Regions from separate parts of the Mus musculus genome. Here region 1 is linked to region 2. The links are chromatin loops, found by intact Hi-C in ENCODE. Cell type or tissue: left cerebral cortex. All regions are shown on one strand.

What was found. Hi-C counts contacts between places; a loop is a spot of excess contacts. Peaks named below come from ENCODE experiments on the same cell type or tissue, not always from the same donor. Only the 100,000 strongest peaks of a DNase experiment are listed, where the experiment ranks them.
Region 1: it touches region 2 in a loop (2.6-fold over the local background); 2 of 42 quality-filtered maps call a loop at or near these places.

Annotation. Positions count from the first base shown.
Region 1 is chr2:95,209,170-95,211,669 of GRCm38, reverse strand. No RefSeq gene overlaps it. Among named protein-coding and RNA genes, the nearest start is that of Gm13794, 180 kb to the left of the region's middle. In left cerebral cortex, no CTCF peak of the experiment used is centred here; a DNase peak (open chromatin) is centred at 1,043.
Region 2 is chr2:94,570,707-94,573,206 of GRCm38, reverse strand. No RefSeq gene overlaps it. Among named protein-coding and RNA genes, the nearest start is that of Gm24318, 50 kb to the left of the region's middle. In left cerebral cortex, a CTCF peak has its summit at 1,458; a DNase peak (open chromatin) is centred at 1,432.

The sequences.
Region 1 (2,500 bases), 640 kb before region 2:
CAAAATGAGCCCATCACCTGAAGCTACATTGTTACAGATGCTGAATCCGTATCCAAAGCACACGTTCTTTCCTCTAATCCTTCACAATTATAAAGCAATCCCACTTCACATTGTTCTATCCTCATTTTAAACAAGTATTAGTCACAGAAATTAGTTCCAGATATTAGAAACAGATATTAATTTCCATGTATTTAGAAAACAGAAAGCTAATCCTTAGCAAAATTAAGCAACTTGTCTAAATTCTTACAGCATATGTAGAGGAGGTAACAATTCAAACATGCTTACCAGTAAATCAGTTCTGCATGAAGAAGTTCTTGATTCTTCACATCAGCCTGCTACATGGATCACAAATGGGGTGGATAGAGGTCAGGGTCATGTGACTCTTCTTCAATTTAGAGATGTAACCTTTATCAGGTACTTGGGAAACTGGGGTTAAGTTATGTAGGCCAATGTCATGTTCTGTTATTGTCGGGAAGGTTGCTTTGAGATAGATCACTGAATGGGGGTGGGCTTTGGGGTAGGCTCAGGGAAAGGTGGTGGTGTATGAAAGGTGTTGGTGGAGCGACTTCAGAAGAGAACAGTGAGACACACATATGTGCTTCCCAGAAGAAACTAAAGGGAAGGAAGAAGAGAAGTTTTAGGGGTGGAATGGCAATCCTCAGGGGTCTTCAAAACAAGTCCCAGCTTCAGGGTGATCCTCATATTATGACTGAAGCATAAGTTTTACTTCTTTGCCCTTTTCCCTGTACACATACCCTGAAGTGAAAGAAAATAAATGAACTTTCATATTCATGCTTCACTCAGACATTAATTAAAACCCAGTGCATGGGTGGAAAGCAAAGAAGGACTGTGAACTCACAGGCCCTTCAGCTTGCCCAGGCCCACAGGCAAAACAGCACAAATAAGCAGGGAGCATCTAAGGACACAGTACAGGACAGAGAGGGAGGCAGGAAGTGGGTGTTGGGTGACAGTTTGTATAATAGAAGACCTTAGAGGATCTGGGTGAACTCAATTCTTTATTATTGCCTTGTATTAAAACTGAAGCAGCAAGTTCCTTCATGTGGTTCATTTCAGAAACACTGTAGAAAAACTCACACATGATCTGTGAGTCTAAAATAGAATTCACCACAAGACCAGGACGGGAGAAGTCTATTAGTTCATTGGAAGATAGGCATACCGAATCATGGGCAAGGATGGAAATCGTAAGCTGAGAGCTTTATGAGCCCACCAATCAATTGCGAGCATTGTTATCAGCCTAGGGAACAAGTCCAGCCTGTGATTTATGGCCCATAGGAAACTCTGAAGCAGACAGAGAGGCAGGGAAGAGGCTCTTCTACCACAGTAATAAATTCATGCTCCCAGATTCATTTAAGCCTGCTTTTTAAATTCTCCACCCCTTACCTAATACAATTAAGGCCTGAATTAATTACAAAAGGGGTAAACTAAGAGATGTATTGCTTCACAGGCATGCAAAAGCTAGCTCACTGCCCTACATTAATACTGCTTAACAAATAGATCTCCAGCTCAGGCATAAAAAATTAATCTCTCCTAATTTTCTGGTTCTGGGTGGTCTCCTTCAATAATTCTTATAAAAAAAACTGTCTTTTTACTTCTGTTTCATGATTTTTCTTTGGGTATATCATATCTTAAAGGCTTGAGGAAAGATGCATGCATAAATAGTACTCCAGGGAAAAATTGAATAGGTTTTTTTGTTTTTTGTTTTTGTTTTTCTGGAGATCTTCAATACATCATAATGAAAATACATTTGTGCTTGATTTAAGAAAACACAAGTTCCATAGACTAGATTTTTGTTACTTTAGTAGATTGTAGATAATAGATTATCACAAATACAGGAAACTTAGATTTATTGCAGATATGGTAGTCCTGAAAATAGATTTAAAAAAAAAAAAGGCATGTTGTAAAATCAGAAAAGCTAAAGTCCCATCAGAAGAGGTAAGTTCTCCAGGAAATAAAACCTGATTAGAATAAACATCACCGTAGTCTTGAGTTCCATATGTGAACTTGACTGTCTGGGGTCTTTCTTATAAGTTACTCCAAGTCTGTAAGTTCTTCCCTAGATGTAGTGGGAGAAATGATGTCATTCATTTTATAATATTACTGTATTATTTGATGTTATTTGTGAAAAGTGTTCTAGAAAAAAAAGTACTGACCCAAAACAAAACAAAAATCTCTCCCAACAACTGTGAGCCATTCTAATTATTATTTTGTTGTTATAGTTATTATTTATTTATTTATTCACTTTACATCATGCTCACTGCTCCCCTCCTGGTCCACCCCTTCTACAATCCTTCCCCTATTCTCCCTCCCATTCTCCTTTGAGAGGGTGGGGACCTGTTTGAGTATCCTCCTTCCCTGGCAAGTCAAATCTCTGTGAGACTAGGCACATCCTCTCCCACTGAGGCCAGACAAGGCAACCCAGCTAGAAGAATATATGTACAAGCAACAACTTTTGGTATAGCCCCACTCCAGTTGTTCAGGA
Region 2 (2,500 bases):
TAGATAAACATCATCGTTTACCACTGAGAACCAGGCACTGTGTTGGTTGTTTGTACATATTAACCCTAATAATATTCATTTTCAAAGTGGATATCACTAACTTTGTTTTAAGATGAGACTGAGTGTGGAGCTGATGTGTCCAATATGTTGAATCTGGTGATGATTTGGGCAGGATTTAAACTTACAAAGCCCTTCGACTTCAAATCCTGGGCTTCTGGGTGTGATATCACTGACTTTTCTTCTTAGTGAGATTCTTTTCATGACAATTTCATGCACACATGAAAAGACGCATGCTGATTATTCTCACTCCCTATCCTCTCTTAGCTCCCCCTACCTTTGTCTACACCCCCCCATTTCCCTACAAATATCTGTCTCACATTCTTCTTTGCCTTATATTATAACTTACTGATGATAACCAAGGATGTGCTGTGTCCTGACCTCAGGATTAGCACCTGGTGGGCTCATCAATGGATGTACAACCAAAGATCTCCAGGGTCTGTCAGTAGCCAATAGTTCAGCAGTAAAGGGCAAGGCCTCGTGAGCCCTTCCCTATCCGTGACTAATTGTTGACAGGGCCAGTCTTGAGCACTCTGAATGTGTGTCCTGCTCCAACTCACGTTAGACACCTAATCCCCAGTGAAGCACTGCACAAAATGGGCCTTTTAGGTTGCGTTTAAGACTCTATCTCAGATATCTCAGATGTGGGTCAACGTTAGAAAAGGGGCTGTAGAATCAGGTTCATTCTCTTGTCCCTCTACCTTCAAAATGAGTAAGCAAACAAAACAAAAATGTGGTTTCTGGCCCAAAATGTGCTTGAAAAGTTGGAAATTTTCATCCAAATAATCCATCTGTACATTTTTCTTTGAAATCTTGAAGAATCTGGCAACTATCACCCTGCAGTCCCACCAAGCTGCTCCAGTCCCATAGTGAGAAAGCCCTATGGTCTCTGGTATGGAGAACCCACCAGTTCCTGTTGTCCTCAGCCCACTCATCTCTCCCAGTAAGCTTCCCACCCCATCCCAAGCCAGCCCAGCTCATGGACAAGGCTCCTCACTTGAGTTTTTAATCCTTGCTTTAAACAAACTGCTTGGCTTACAGAGTCAAAAGGCCTATATGTGCTCATTCTTTGGTGCAAAGAATGAAAGAAGTCTGCAGCCCTGTTATCTCCAGGCTAGGGAGTTTAATAAAACCCAGCTAACACTGCGTGGATTTAGCCCTAAGCATGCCAGGGGCCGTGATCGTGAAAGCAGAACAAGGTAGAGGAGAGGGGGGTGAGACATAGCACAAAGAGACTGTCTGGAAGTGTGACCCTCTGCTGCACCAGGCTGAGCTAAGCTCTTCAGTGAGCTGCTTCTGTGAGGTGAGAGAGAAGCTGGATTCTTACTGAAGGGAGATGCCAGGCAGGAATTCCTGAGCAGGTCTCCTGGATGATCCTCTGTCTCATGAAACTTTAGCTCCACTCACTGGCTGGATGTAAATTAAACTCTAAGGAAGCTTAGTGAAGTCTTTGGGCAGCTTATGGGGTTCAGAAAGAGGGTGACCAGAGAAGCCTCTTTCCCACATAAGTTGTCCATGGCTCCCTGTGTCCTCAGCTTTTTTTCCAGTCTACTCTTGAGACCTCACCTGTCTAGAAGAAAAGGCGACTCCTGCCTGAGCTACAATTATTGTCACATACAGGCTAGGCTCCAGATTCCAGATACCCTTTAAGAAATATGGCTACAGGACTGGAGTGGGGGCACAGTGGGTAAAGCGCTGGCCTTGCAAGCACATAGACCTGAGTTTGATCTCCCAGGGACCCACATAAAAAGGAAGAAAGGGAAGAAGAGAGGAAGGAAGGAAGGAAGGAAGGAAGGAAGGAAGGAAGGAAGGAAGGAAGGAAGGAAGGAAGGAAGGGAGAAAGGGAGGGAGGGAGGGAGGGAGGGAGGGAGGGAGGGAGGGAGGGAGGGAGGGAGGGAGGAAGGGTGGGTGAGATGACACCTGAGGAACAAGTCAAGAGTCTCCTGCAGATTGTGAGTGTGCACACACTACTCTAACTCATCCATCTGAACTTTCCTTCTCCGCAATCTCGTTGAACGTACCCACCTACCATTTACCAATTAGCTATACTACTTAAAGAAAAATAGATCCTTAATGAGAAAGACATGAAAGTAAATGCACATCTTTGAGCGATTTCTATGGGCTCTGTGCTTAAGATTTGCTATCTTCTATGGTGAACCTCATTACCCTCTCTTTGTAAATAAGCAAACTGAGGCTAAACGAGGCCAAGAAATCTGCTTTGAACCACAAGACACCAGCCAGGAGACATCTCTTTAAATTCAGGCCTCTGTTTCTGCAATCCACACTGTGGCAGACTTTCTGCAGCATAAGATCTGTGACTGAACATATTTATTAAGCAGTGGCTGTGATTTTTGAAGAGGGGGATATTTCAGAAACAGCCTAGCCCCTCCCTGCCCGTGTGTGTCTGTCTGTGTGTGTGTGTGTGTGTGTGTGTGTGTGTCTG